Linked DNA regions of Mus musculus: region 1 is linked to region 2. Evidence: chromatin loops called from intact Hi-C (ENCODE). Cell type or tissue: left cerebral cortex. All regions are shown on one strand. Links, peaks and the distances in the headings refer to the core of each region. The heading gives the core; the rest is flanking DNA.

Evidence for each region. Peaks named below come from ENCODE experiments on the same cell type or tissue, not always from the same donor. Only the 100,000 strongest peaks of a DNase experiment are listed, where the experiment ranks them.
Region 1: it touches region 2 in a loop (10-fold over the local background); 12 of 42 quality-filtered maps call a loop at or near these places.

What each region holds. Positions count from the first base shown.
Region 1 is chr2:88,347,008-88,354,887 of GRCm38, reverse strand. No RefSeq gene overlaps it. Among named protein-coding and RNA genes, the nearest start is that of Olfr1176, 11 kb to the right of the region's middle. In left cerebral cortex, for the core only: no CTCF peak of the experiment used is centred there; a DNase peak (open chromatin) is centred at 3,387.
Region 2 is chr2:89,541,832-89,549,711 of GRCm38, reverse strand. No RefSeq gene overlaps it. Among named protein-coding and RNA genes, the nearest start is that of Olfr1243, 17 kb to the right of the region's middle. In left cerebral cortex, for the core only: a CTCF peak has its summit at 4,984 (motif pointing right); a DNase peak (open chromatin) is centred at 4,994.

The DNA of each region.
Region 1 (7,880 bases), core at 2,356-4,855, 1.2 Mb after region 2:
ACTTTAGGCTCCTTCAGGGCTTCCCTAACTTTTCCATAGGCATCCCTGACCTCAGTCCAATGCCTGGCTGTATCTGCATCTGCCTCAGTCAGTTGGTAGATGTTCTCAGAGGACAGCCATGCTAGGCTTCTGTCTGCAAACACAATATTACAATATTACATCAGTGATAATATCAATGTTAGGTGCCCATCCATGGGAGGGATCCCAAGTTGGCCAGTCACTGAATGGCCTTTCTTTCAGTCTCTGCTCCATTTTTCTCCCTGTATTACTTTTAGATGGGAACAATCCTGTGTCAAAAATATGAAGTTAAGTTGGTGTCCATCTCTCCACTGGGGACCCTGACAATCTACTGGAGGTGGCCTATTCAGGTTGCATGTTCTCACTGTTGGACATTTTGACCAAGATCACCCCCAATGAGTCCTGGGGACCTCTCACATCCCAGGTCTCAGAGACTTTCGAGAGGATCCCCTTGAACACCCACAACCAGCATCTGCATATTTCCATTCATTCAACAGACCCTCGGGGCTTCTCTCCTCTCTCTCACCTGGTCCACCCCTTCTTTCCTCTACCCCTCCCCTCTCCCACTCAGGATCCTCATTCCCTCTGCCTCCTGTGATTATTTTGGTCCCCTTTCTAAGTGAGTTTAAGCCATTATCACTTTGGCCTTCCTTCTCATTAAACTTCTTACAGTCTCGGGTTCTTTAATGTGTATTCTGTACTTTCAGACTAATACAATGCATTTCATTTTGCATCTGGCATCTCAGTAAGTATGATAAATTTAGTCCCATCAATCAGCATGCAAAAGTCATGTGTCTGCCTTTTTATTAGCTGAATATTATTTCATTATGTAAATGGATCACATTTTCTGTATCCATTCTTCAGTTGAGGGACATATGGATTGCTTCTAGTTTCTGGCTATTATAAATAAAGGTGCTATGAGCATAGTGGTGCACATGTCCTCACAGTATGATGCAGCATTTTTTGATTCCTCTGTTGAGAATCAATGTTTAAGAGAATTCTCAAGTGAGGAATCTTGACTGGCTGAGAAGCACTTAATATAGTACTCAAAGTCCTACACAGAGCAATTAGACAACAAAAGGAGGTCAAAGGAATACAAATTGGAATAGAAGAAGTCAAAATATCAGTATTTGCAGATGATATGGTAGTATATTTCAGTGACCCTAAAAATTCCACCCGAGAACTCCTAAACCTGATAAACAACTTCAGCAAAGAAGATGTATATAAATTTAACTCAAACAAATCAGTGGCATTCCTCTACTCAATGAATAAACAGACTGAGAAAGAAATTAGGGAAACAACACCCTTCACAATAGTCACAAGCAATATAAAATACCTTGGTGTGACTCTAAGCAAATGACAGATCTGTATGACAAGGACTTCAAGTCTCTGAAGAAAGAAATAGAAGAAGATCTCAGAAGATGGAAAAATCTCGCATGCTCATGGATTGACAAGATTAATATAGTAAAAATGACCATCTTGCCTAAAGCAATCTATAGCTTCAATGCAATCCCGATCAAAATTCCAACTCAATTCTTCATAGAGTTAGAAAGAGCAATTTGCAAATTCATCTGGAATAACAAAAAAAATGGATAGCAAAAAATATTCTCAACAATAAAAGAACTTCTAGGAGAATCACCTTCCCTGAACTCAAGCTGTAGTACAGAGCAATTGTGATAAAAACTGCATTGTATTGTTAGAGTGACAAGCAGGTAGATCAATGGAATAGAATTGAAGACCCAGAAATGAACCCACACACCTATGGTCACTTGATCTTTGACAAGGGAGCTAAAACCATCCAGTGTAAAAGGACAGCATTTTCAACAAATGGTGGTGGTTCAATTGGAAGTCAGCATGTAGAAAAATGCAAATTGATCCATTCTTATCTCTGTGTACAAAGCTCAAATCCAAGTGGATCAAGGACCTCCACATAAAATCAGACACAATGAAACTAACAGAAAGAAAGTGGGGAAGAGCCTCAAGCACGTGGACTCAGAGAAACAACGCTGAGATTCCACCTCACACCAGTCAGAATGGCTAAGATCAAAAACTCAAGTGACAGCAGATGCAGCCGAGGTTGTGGAGAAAGAGGAACACTCCTCCATTGCTGGTGGGATTGCAAGCTGGTACAACCACTCTGGAAATCAGTTTGGGTGTTTCTCAGAAAATTGGATATAGTATTACTTGAGGATCCAGCAATATAACTCGTGGGTATATTCACAGAAGATGATCCAACATGTAGTAAGGACACAAGCACCCCTGAGTTCATAGAACCCTCATTTGTAATAGTCAGGAGCTGTAAAGAACCTAGATGTCCCTCAATAGAGGAATGGACACAGAAAATGTGGTACATTTACACAATGGAGTACTACTCAGCTATTAAAAACAATGACTGCATGAAATTCTTAGGCGAATAGATGGAACTAGAAAATATCATGCTGCCTGAGGTAACACAATCACACAATAACAGATATGGTATGTGCTCACTGCTAAGTGAATATTAGCCCAGAAGTCAGAATACCCAAGATACAGCTCACAGACCACATGAAGCTGAAGAAGATGGAAGACCAAAGTGTGCATACTTCAGTCCTTATAATGAGGAACAAAATACCCATGGGAGGAGATACAGAGACAAAGGGTAGAACAGTGACTGAAGGAAAGGCCATCCAGAGACTGCCCCTCCTGGGGATCCATCCCATACACTCTTGTGGATGCCAAAAGTGCTTGCTGACAGAAGCCTGATATAGGTGTCTCCTGAAAGATGGCCAGTGCTTGACAAATACAGAGGTGGGTTCTCTCAGCCAACCATTGGACTGAGCATAGGGTCCCCAGTGGAGGAGCTAGAGAAAGGACCGAAGGAGCCATAGGAGCTTGTAGTTTTGTAGGAGAAACAACAATATAAACCCACCAGTACCCCCAAAGCTCTGAGGGACTAAACCACCAACAAAAGAGTACACATGGAAGGACTCGTGACTCCAGCTGTAATGTAGCAGAGGATGGCCTTGCCATTTACCAATACAAAGAGAGGCCCTGGGTCCTAAGAAGGCTCAATGCCCCAGTGTAGGAGAATGCCAGGGCCAGTAAGCAGGAGTGGGTAGGTTGGTGAGCAGGGGGAAGGGGGAGAGAATATGGGTTTTTCGGAGGAGAAACCAGGAAAGAGGATAACATTTGAAATATAAATAAAGAAAATATCTAATAAAAAACAATAAATTAAAAGAACAAAAAAAAGGAAAAAAAAACAGAAAAAAGTTCAACATTCTTAGTCATCAGAGAACTACAAATCAAAAGAACTCCAAGATTCAACCACACTCCAGTCAGAGTGACTAAGATCAAAAAACACGGGTGACAGCCAGTACTGGGGAGGATGTGGGAAGAGAAACACTCTTGCATTGCTGGTGGGAGTGCAAGTTGGTACAACCAATCTGGAAATCTGTCTAGCGGTTTCTCAGAGCATTGGACATAGTATTACCTGAGGACCCAGCTATTCTACTCCTGGGCATATTTTGTTTTCTGGTTGCTCTTACTTGTACTTCAATACTATATTGAACTGATAGTGAGAGAGTGGGCAGACTTGTCCCTGATTTTAGTAGGATTGCTTCAAGTCCCTCTCATTTTAATTTGATGTTAGCTGTTGGTTTGCTCTATATTGCTTTTATTACTTTTAGTTATGTGTCATGAATTGCTGATCTCTTCAAGACTTTTAACATGAAGGGTTTTGTATTATGTCAAAGGCTTTCTCAGTATCTAATGAAATGATTATGTGCCTTTTTTTCTTTATGTTTGTTTATATTGTTGATTTTTTTTTAGATTTTTTATATTGAACCTGCCTTGCATCCCTGAGATAAAGCCTACTTGATCGTGATGAATGTTGTTTCGATGTGTTCTTTGGTTTATTTTGTGAGAATTTTATTTAGTATTTTTTCATTGATACCCATAAGTAAAACAGGTCTGAAGTTCTCTGTCTTTGTTGGGTCATTGTGTGTTTTAGTTATCAGAGTAACTGTGGCTTCATAGAATGAATTAGGTAGTGTTCCCTTTATTTCTAATTTGTGGATGAGTTTGAGGAATATTTGTATGGAGTATTTGCATTAGCTTTTCTTTGAAGGTCTGGTAGAATTCTGCACTAACAATATTTTAACCATCTTGACCTGGGCTAGCTTGCTCTCTCTCTCTCTCTCTCTCTCTCTCTCTCTCTCTCTCTCTCTCTCTCTCCCTCTCTCTCTCACACACACACACACACACACACACACACACACACGCACACAAACACACACACACATTTTTAATGACTTTTTTTTTTTTTGCAGGGAGGGGGGGTTATGGTACTCCTTAGATAGTTTACCTGACATTGATTAAACTTTGGTACATGGTAACTGTCTTGGAATTATCTTTATATATATATATATATATATATATATATATATATATATATATATATATATGTGTGTGTGTGTGTGTGTGTGTGTGTGTGTGTGTGTGTGTGTGTGTATGTATGTATATATATATATTCTCCAATTTTGTCAAGTATAGTTTTTTTAGTAAGGTAAGATAATTTTGTGAATTTCATCAGTTTCTGTTGTTTTGTTTAGCTTTTCATTTTTGATTTTGCTTTGGGATATTGTCTCTGTGCTCTTTAGTTAGTTTGGTTAAAGGTATTTGTATCTTGATTTTCTCAAGAAACAGCTGCTAGTTCTGTTGATTCTTTTATCTTTTTCTTTGTTTCTAGTTGGTTGATTTCAGCCCTGAGTTTGGCTATTGCCTTCTGTCTACTCTTGTGAGTATTTGCTTCTCTTTGCTCTAGAGCTTTCAGGTGTGCTGTTAAGTTGTAGAGGGTATCTCCAATTTCTCTATGAAGGCACTTAGTGCTATGAATTTTGCTCTTCACACTGCTTTCATTGCATCCCATAAGTTTGGGGATCCTGTGCCTTTATTTTCATTGAATTCTAAGTAGTCTTTAACTTCTTTATGTTCTCCCTGACCAAGTTATCATTGAGTAGGGAGTTGTTCAGTTTCCATGAGTATTTGAGCTATCTGTCATTTTTGCTGTTATTGAAGTCCAGCCTTAGTCTGTGGTGATCTAATACAATGCATGGGATGATGTCAATCTTCTTGTACCTGTTGAGACTTGTTTTCTTTTCATATGGTCAACTTTGGAGAAGGTTTCCGAGGTGCTGTGAAGGTATATTCTTTTGTTTGGGGGTAAAATATTCTGGAGATATATGTTAAATTTTTTTTTTGTTTCATAACTTTTATTAACTTTACCTTGTCTCTGTTTAGCTTTTGTTTCAATGACCTGTCAATTGGGAAGCATGGGGTGTTGAAGTCTCCCCTTTTATTGAGTGAGGTTGAATGTGGGTTTTGAGTTTTAGTAAAGTTTCTTTTATGAGTCTGGGTACCTTTGCATTTGGCACATAGATGTTCAAAATTGAGACTTCATCTTGGAAGGTTTTTCCTTTGATTAGTATAAAGTGTCCTTCTCCACATCTTTTGATTACTTTTGGTTTTAAGTATATTTTATTGGATATTTGAATGGCAACTTCAGCTTTGTTTGGGGGACTGTTTTCTTGGAAAACTTTTTTCTTTTTCTTTCCTTCTTTTTATTAGGTATTTATTTCATTTACATTTCCAATGCTATCCCAAAAGTCCCCCACATGCTCCCGCACCCACTCCCCCACCCACCCACTCCCACTTCTTGGCCCTGGCGTTCCCCTGTACTGGGGCATATAAAGTTTGCATGACCAATGGGCCTCTTTCCACTGATGGCCGACTAGGCCATCTTCTGATACATATGCAGCTTGAGACATGAGCTCCGGGGGCTACTGGTTAGTTCATAATGTTGTTCCACCTATAGGGTTGCAGATCTCTTTAGCTCCTTGGATACTTTCTCTAGCTCCTCCATTGGGAGCCCTGTGATCCATCCATTAGCTGACTGTGAGCATCCACTTCTGTGTTTGCTAGACCCCGGCATAGTCTCACAAGAGACAGCCATATCTGGGTACTTTCAGCAAAATCTTGCTAGTGTATGCAATGGTGTCAGTGTTTGGAAGTTGCTCTCTTTGTAAGATGAGGTGTACTGCTTGTATGCAGCAAAATGATACTACCTGTTTTCTTATCCTTTCTATTAGCCTTTTTTTTATTGGTGAATTGAGGCCATTGTTGTTGAGAGATATTAAAGATAAATGAATTTTAGTTCCTGTAAGTTTTGTTGTTGAAGGTAGTATTGTGTGTTTGTGTGTTCATGCACATGTGTGTGCATGTGTGTGTGTTATTTCCTTCTTTTGGGTTTGCAGTGAGATGATTAATTTCTTGGTTTGTCCATGGGTATACTTAGTCTCCTAGCATTGGAATTTTCCTTCTATTATTGTCTGTAGAGCTGGATTAGTAGAAATATATTGTTTAAATTTGTGTCTGTCATGGGTTATCTTGGTCTCTTCATCTATGATGATTGAGAGTTTGACAGGATATAATAGACTAAGGTGGCATCTGTGGTCTGTTAGGGTCCACATGATCTATCTTTTAAAGTCTATTGAAAACTCTGGTATAGTTCTGATAGGTCAGTCTTTATATGTTACTTGGCCTTTTCCCCTTACAGTTTTTAATATTCTTTCTCTGTTCTGTACATTTAACATTTTGATTATTATCTGCTGAAAATATTTTCTGATGCAATCTATTTGGTGTTCCATTGGCTTTCTCTATATTTATGGCCATCTCCTTCTTTAGGTTAGGGAAGTTTTCTTCCATGAGTTTGTGGAAGATGTGTTCTGGCCTTTTGTACTTGGAATCTTTACCCTTTTCTGTTCCTACTATTCGAATATTTGGTGTTTTCATAGTATGCCAAATTTCCTGGATGTTTTGAGTTAGGAACTTTTTATATTTGGCATTTTCTTTGACCAATGTATCAATTTTTTCTATGTTGTCTTCCCCACCTGAGATTCTGCCTTCCATCTCTTATATTCTATTGGTGATGCATTCATTTGTACTTGCTTTTCTTTTTCCTAGGTTTTCCACTTCCAAGGTTGCCTCATTTGTGGTTTTTAAGCATTTTTTATTTCCATTTTTATGTATTGGATCACTTTGTTCAATACTTTCACCTGTCTGATTTTATTTTCCTGTATTTCTTTAAGGTATTTATTTGTTTCCTCTTTAATAACTTCTACCTATTTGTCTGTGTTTTCCTCTATTTCTTTAAAGGAGTTATGCATACCCAATTAAAGGCCTCTATCACCTTTATTAGATGGGATTTTATGTCAGAAGTTTGTTCTTTGAAACTGTTAGGGTATCCGGGGATTGGTGTGGTAGAACTGGGTTATTTTGGTGCCAAATCACATTGGCTTCCATCACGTATATCCTTGTACTTGCCTTTTGCCATCTGGTTATTTCTGGTGTCAATTGGCCTGGGTGTCTGTTAGTGGTGTATGTCTTTTGGAGGCAAGTACAGCTGTTTGACCTGAGTTAGAGCAGGCTGCCAAGCAGTCAAGCTTTACAGGCTTGTCCTGGGTGTCAAACAGTGCTGTCTCTGCTTAACCAGGCCTCCTGTGTCTCTGGTTAGAGCAGGTCCCCTCTGTCACTGGTTAGAGAAGTCATCCTGTGTTCATGGTTAAGGCAGACCTCCTTGGGAGATTAGCAAGCTGAACTCCATAACTCTACATATTGATCGGATATGATTTTCTGTGGTGGTTTCCAGCTGTGGCAAAGAGTTTTCTTGATTACAGGTGAAAACTACATTTATCTGTGGGTATGAGAACACATATTTAAAATCTTGTAACAGATTATGCTGTTTTAGTGAAATGTTACTGTAGGTTCTCCTCCAAAATCCATGTTTTCACTAGCATTGAGTACTCAGTCATCTAAGTTTCCAGTGC
Region 2 (7,880 bases), core at 3,624-6,123:
TCAACATTGTAAAAATGGCTATCTTGCCAAAAGCAATCTACAGATCCAATGCAATCCCGATCAAAATTCCAACTCAATTCTTCAACGAATTGGAAGGAGCAATTTGCAAATTCATCTGGAATAACAAAAAACCTAGGATAGCAAAAACTCTTCTCAACGATAAAAGAACCTCTGGTGGAATCACCATGCCTGACCTAAAGGTTTACTACAGAGCAATTATGATAAAAACTGCATGGTACTGGTATAGAGACAGACAAGTAGATCAATGGAATAGAATTGAAGACCCAGAAATGAACCCACACACCTATGGTCACTTGATCTTCGACAAGGGAGCTAAAACCATCCAGTGGAAGAAAGACAGCATTTTCAACAATTGGTGCTGGCACAACTGGTTGTTATCATGTAGAAGAATGCGAATCGATCCATACTTATCTCCTTGTACTAAGGTCAAATCTAAGTGGATCAAGGAACTTCACATAAAACCAGAGACACTGAAACTTATAGAGGAGAAAGTGGGGAAAAGCCTTGAAGATATGTGCACAGGGGAAAAATTCCTGAACAGAACAACAATGGCTTGTGCTCTAAGATCGAGAATTGACAAATGGGACCTAATGAAACTCCAAAGTTTCTGCAAGGCAAAAGACACCGTCAATAAAACAAAAAGACCACCAACAGATTGGGAAAGGATCTTTATCTATCCTAAATCAGATAGGGGACTAATATCCAACATATATAAAGAAATCAAGAAGGTGGACTTCAGAAAATCAATTAACTCCATTAAAAAATGGGGCTCAGAACTGAATAAAGAATTCTCACCTGAGAAATACAGAATGGCAGAGAAGCACCTGAAAAAATGTTCAACATCCTTAATCATCAGGGAAATGCAAATCAAAACAACCCTGAAATTCCACCTCACACCAGTCAGAATGGCTAAGATCAAAAATTCAGGTGACAGCAGATGCTGGCGTGGATGTGGAGAAAGAGGAACACTCCTCCATTGTTGGTGGGATTGCAGGCTTGTACAACCACTCTGGAAATCAGTCTGGTGGTTCCTCAGAAAATTGGACATAGTACTACCGGAGGATCCAGCAATACCTCTCCTGGGCATATATCCAGAAGATGCCCCAACCTGTAAGAAGGACACATGCTCCACTATGTTCATAGCAGCCTTATTTATAATAGCCAGAAGCTGGAAAGAACCCAGATGCCCCTCAACAGAGGAATGGATACAGAAAATGTGGTATCTACACAATGGAGTACTACTCAGCTATTAAAAAGAATGAATTTATGAAATTCCTAGCCAAATGGATGGACCTGGAGGGCATCATCCTGAGTGAGGTAACACATTCACAAAGAACTCACACAATATGTACTCACTGATAAGTGGATATTAGCCCCAAACCTAGGATACCCAAGATATAAGATACAATTTGCGAAACACATGAAACTCAAGAAGAATGAAGACTGAAGTGTGGACACTATGTCCCTCCTTAGAATTGGGAACAAAACACCCATGGAAGTAGTTACAGAGACAAAGTTTGGAGCTGAGATGAAAGGATGGACCATGTAGAGACTGCCATATCCAGGGATCCACCCCATAATCAGGATCCAAACGCAGACACCATTGCATACACTAGCAAGATTTTATTGAAAGGACCCAGATGTAGCTGTCTCTTGTGAGACTATGCCGGGGCCTAGCAAACACAGAAGTGGATGCTCACAGTCAGCTAATGGATGGATCACAGGGCTCCCAATGGAGGAGCTAGAGAAAGTACCCAAGGAGCTAAAGGGATCTGCAACCCTATAGGTGGAACAATATTATGAACTAACCAGTACCCCGGAGCTCTTGACTCTAGCTGCATATGTATCAAAAGATGGCCTAGTCGGCCATCACTGGAAAGAGAGGCCCATTGGACATGCAAACTTTATATGCCCCAGTACAGGGGAACGCCAGGGCCAAAAAGGGGGAGTGGGTGGGTAGGGGAGTGGGGGTGGGTGGGTATGGAGGACTTTTCGTATAGCATTGGAAATGTAAATGAGCTAAATACCTAATAAAAAATGGAAAAAAAAAAAGAAAGTATATCCTTTTGTAGTAGGATAAAATGTTCTGTAGATATCTGTTAAATCCACTTATTTCATAACTTTTGTTAGTTTCACTGTATCTCTGTTTAGTTTCTGTTTCCAGGATCTGTCTATTGGTGAGAGTGGGGTGTTGAAGTCTCCCACTATTTTTGTATGAGGAGCAAAGTGTGCTTTGAGCTTTACTAAAGTTTCTTTAATGAAAGTGGCTGCCCTTGCATTTGGAGCATAGATATTTAGAATTGAGAGTTCGTCTTGGTATATTTTACTTTTGATGAGCATGAACTTCCCCTCCTTGTCTTTTTTGATAACTTTGAGTTGGAAGTTTATTTTATTCGATATTAGAATGGCCACTCCAACTTGCTTCTTTGGATCATTTGCTTGGAAATTATTTTCCAGCCTTTTACTCTGAGGTAGTGTCTGTCTTTGTCCCTCAGGTGAGTTTCCTGCAAGCAGTAAAATGTTGGGTCCTTTTTGTGTAGTCAGTCTATTAATCTATGTCTTTTTATTGGGGAACTGAGTCCATTGATGTTAAGAAAAATTAAAGAAAAGTAATTGTTGCTTCCTTTTATTTTTGTTGTAAAAGTTGGGATTCTGTTCTTGTGGCTGTCTTCTTTTAGGTTTGTTGAACTTTCTTGCTTTTTTTAGGGTGTAGTTTCTGTCTTTGTGTTGGTGTTTTCCCATTATTATCCTTTGAATGGCTGGATTCATAGAAAGATATTGTGTGAATTTTGTTTGTCATGGAATACTTTGGATTTTCCATCTATGGTGATTGAGAGTTTTGCTGGGTATAGCAGCCTGGGCTGGCATTTGTGTTCTCTTAGTGTCTGTATAACATCTGTCCAGTATCTTCTAGCTTTCATAGTGTCTGGTGAGAAGTCTGGAATAATTCTAATAGGCCTGCCTTTATATGTTAATTGACCTTTTTCCCTTACTACTTTTAATATTCTCTCTTTATCTAGTTCATTTGTTGTTCTGATTATTATGTGTCAGGAGGAATTTCTTTTCTGGTCCAATCTATTTGAGTTCTGTAGGCTTCTTTTATGTTCATAGGCATCTCTTTCTTTAGGTATGGGACATATTCTTCTATAATTTTGTTGAAGTTATTTGCTTGCCCTTTATGTAGAAAATCTTCATTCTCATCTACTCCTATTATCCATAGGTTTTGTTTTCTCATTGTGTCCTGGATTTCCTGGATATTTTGAGTTAGGATCTTTTTGAATTTCGCATTTTCTTTGATTGTTGTGTCCATGTTCCCTATGGAATCTTCTGCACCTGAGATTCTCTCTTCCATCTCTTGTATTCTGTTGCTGATGCTCTCATCTATGTTTCTTGATTTCTTTCCTAGGGTTTCAATCTCCAGAGTTGTCTCCCTTTGTGTTTTCTTCATTTTTTTCTACTTCCATTTTTCATTCTTGGATGGTTGTGTTTAATTCCATCACCTGTTTGGTTTTGTTCTCCTGTAATTCTTTAAGGGGTTTTTGTGTTTCTTTTTCAAGAACTTCTACCTGTTTAGCAGTGTTTGCCTGTAGTTCTTTAATGACTTCTACCTGTTTAGCAGTGTTCTCCTGTAATTTCTTGAGGGATTTTTGTGCTTCCTCTTTAAGGGCTTCTACCTTTTTATCAGTGTTCTCCTATATTTCTTTAAGTGAGTTATTAACACCCTTCTTAAAATCTTCTACTACCATCATGAGATATGATTTTAAATCCGTGTCTTGCTTTTCGGATGTGTTGGGGTATCTAGGCCTTGCTTTATGGGCATACTGGGTTCTGATGATGCCCAGTGTTCTTTGTCTCTGTTAGTAAGATTCTTACATTTGCCCTTTGCCATCTGTTAATCTCTGGTGTTAATGTTCAAGCTGTCTGTTGGTACAGCTTGATCCTCCTTTGATTCTGTTAGCCTCTGTCAGTCAGCATCCTGGGGATCCAACTCTCACCTGAGTCCCATTGTTCAGAGCACTCTCTGCAGGCAAGTTCTCCTCGTGCAGGGCAGGTGTCCAGAAGTCTGGAGCTCTGATCTACCACCTGAATCCTGGGGTCAGAGCCCTCCCTGTAGGCTGACTCTCCTCTGGCAAGAAAGGTGCCCAGCTGTCTGGGTCTCAGCTCTGACTCCTGGCTAATGATGAAGGCCCAACAGGACCCTTTCCAAGAAGCTCTGTTGCTTCTGTTGCCCACGTGCTCTCCTGTGATCATGAGGTTCTGGGTGTGCTAGGGGTCCTGCAGAGTGGAGAGTCCTCTGGGGCTTTTGGCACCCTCGGCTGGGTTCAAGCAGAAGATTGAGGGGCTGGCCCTGACTGGAACTGATCCCAGCCTCTGGTGGGGTGGGGTTCCTCTGTCCCTGTTCCTGCTGTCACAAGACCCTCTGTGATTCTTTGGAGTTGATGTTGCATTCTACTCACCTGTGATCCCGAGGTGATTCCGAGGTCCCGCCTCATGGAGAGTACACTGGGGACCCTGGTGGCCTCCGACTGGTTCAGGTGGAAAATGGAGGGGCTGGCCATAACCTGTACTGTTAACTCAGAATGTGGGTCTTCACTTAGTTACTGATCCTTGACAATATTAGTACCTCTAATTTTATTTTGTTGCTTCATAACCAAAGCCTCATCCTTCTGTCATGTTAGACATTATAGATTAGGGCTAAAATGGCTGTCATCAGATCTTTCGAGTATTTTGGAATTATCTGATTTATGTGTGGCCCAGTTACTAATTATGTGTTTTAATATATGGTGAATGTAAGCCATAGTTCATTGCTGCTTTTTAAAATCTTTTAAGCCTAGTGCATCTATAGGCTGCACCTGAATTCGTCATAAAATGGATTTCTCACATATGCATCTAATTCCCTTATCATAGCTAGAAAAATCATTTTAGGGTTTTTAATGGATTTAGACTGTCACTTTTGCAGTCTTATCACAAGGTGGCAGTGTAGGCTTTAGCTTGGATTCATCTGAAAATCCTTTATGATTCAAAGGATTGTCTAATTTTTATTCCATTTTTTTGTAACTGAGCACGGATTTCTTTTTCTTTTTTTTTTTTTGACTCTTTTTTTTATTACATATTTTCCTCAATTACACTTCCAATGCTATCCCAAAAGTCCCCCATACCCTCCCACCCACTTCCCTACCCACCCATTCCCATTTTTTTTTTTTTTTTGGCCCTGGCGTTCCCCTGTACTGGGGCATATACAGTTTGCATGTCCAATGGGCCTCTCTTTCCAGTGATGGCCGACGAGCACGGATTTCTTTAGCCCTTTTTTAATCCAAGTCTGTTTTATTCTAATCTATTTTTAAAAGGACATATACAATTGCAATCATTACCAAAAATCATTAATATGCTGATAATCAAAACAAAATGCTATAGGATCCCAATGCCCTTTGTCATTATGATTTCCATTTTATTTTAACACAGAATACATTTTTAAATTTTATTCTAACTCTCTCCTTTCTTCAGAGACTTCACTTTATTATTTTCAAATTATTTTTTCTATGATTTTTTTTTCTTTACATGAGGGTTTTTTTTCCCTCCTCTTTTTCAAACTTAATACCTTATCAGGCTAGAAGTTCAGGGCTTCTCACTCTGGCCCTGGCTCTGGGAAAATGTTTCTTCTGCCCTTCTGAGATTTAGCTTTGCTGCCCTCTCAGGTTGGTCTAGACTTCTGCTCTATTCTGGCTCAGCTCGCTGCAAGCCCACTTGCCAAGCTTTTCCTCTTATAGCCCTGTCCACGGGTGTAGGCTTTTACCCATAGGCTACTCCGCTCACAGGGGCTGTTCTACCTCTCAGCTCTTGTAGCAACTGACCAGAGAAGCCTTAGCTTTTGTGCAGGGACCTATTCTGCCCGCTGTGCTGCCAACTCCTGGGCTCTGTCTACCATCTAGCTCTTTCCCACACAGGGCTAGGTTGGTGCCTCTGACCTCTGCCCACTCTGGACCTGCAATAGCCTCATATGGAGCAGCATGGTCCAGGAGGGTGGTTGTACTTCTACTCTGTGAGTGCTCACATGTCCCTTAGGAGAGTAAGGGGCCAACTAACCATACTGCAGGCTTGAGAGAATTTGTAGCAGTCTGTACCCTAAAACTCTGTTCACTCTTAAGGGAGTCAAGCCTCCCAACCTGCTAGATTGCTAGGGAAATGTTTTACCCACTTTCTACCCATGACATTTCTCAGGTCGGAAGCTTGGATATATATGCTCTCATATTTGGATGCCATTGACTACTGTCTTTGACCCACCAGCATGAATAATGAGAGACAAATATTTATTTATGAATGCTAGGCCTTATAGCTTAAGCTTGTTCTCAACTAGCTTATATATAACTTACTTAATTCATTTATTCTAAGCTACTTTCTGCCATATAGCCTGTTATGTCTCCTTCAGTATTATAGGTATATTTATATGGTAAAATTTAAATTTTATATGGTAAGTTTTTCAGAGTATAATGGATCCCCAAGAGTGTCCTGTGTCCTTGTGGAAGCCCTCATGGGGCCCAAGAACTAACCAGTTTGGATCCCAGTCCAGTCTGACTGGGGCACAACCTGAAGAGTAGGGTCCACCCAGGATAAGGCCTGCAGAGTGGGGTCTGCCTGAGGCACAGTCAGCAGAGAAGGGTACCCTGATCTGCATTATCAGGCCTATGGCTTACCTTACCTTCCTGAGAAGTCCTGCTGCTATCAGGATTATCAAGTCAATACCAGAGAAAACCAGATGCCTAAAGGACAGAGTAAAAACACAACAAGTCCCAGGGCAATATGGTACCAGCAGAGCAAGCTATCACACGACAACAAACCATGGATGGCCTAAAGAAACTGAAGCACAAGAAGATGACCTTAAATTCAATCTTATAATGATGATAAAGGCCTTTAAAAATGAAATGAATAAATATCTTAAAGGAATATAAGAAAATAAATCAAACAAAGGGCTTTAGAGTGGAGACAAATAAATCCCTTAAATAAATATAAGAACATATAATTAAACAGGTGAAGAAAAGGAACAAAACTGTCCAAGACTTGAAAATGGAAATGTAAGCAATAAAGAAAATAAAAACTGAGGGAATCCTGGAGATGGAAAAGCTAGGTAAGAGAACAGGAACTACAGACACAGCACCACTAACAGAAGGGATGGTAACAGAGAATCTCAGGCATAAAAGATATGATAAAAGAAACTGATTCTCAGTCAAAGGAAATGTTAAATTCCTGTCACACAACATCCAAGAAATATGGAATACAATGAAAAGTCCTAACCTAAAAATAGTAGGGATAGAAGAAAGTGAAGAGTCCCAGTTCTGAGATCCAGAACATGTTTTCAACAAAATCATAAAAGAAAATTTCCCCAATCTAAAGAAAGAGATGACTATAAATATACAAGAAGCTTACAGAACACCAGTTAGATTGGAGCAGAAAAGGATATCATCCTAAATCTACAAAGCAAAGAAAGAATATTCATAGCTGCAAAGGAAAACTACCAAATAGCATACAAAGGCAGACCTATCAGAACTACAGGCTACTTCTTAACACAGACTTTAAAGGGTAGATATGCCTGGACAGATATCTTGTACCTCTAAAAAACCACAGATGCCAATCTAAACTATTATACCCAACAAGACTCTTGATTACCTTGGATGGCGAAAACAAGATATTCTAAGACAAAAACGAGTTTAAACAATATCAATCCACAAGTGCAGCCCTACAGAAAATACTAGAAGGAAAGCAGCATACCAAGGAAGTTAGCTACACACAAGAAAACACAGGAAATAAATAATTCCCCAATAGCAAAAACAAAATAAGAGAAATACATACACACACACACACAC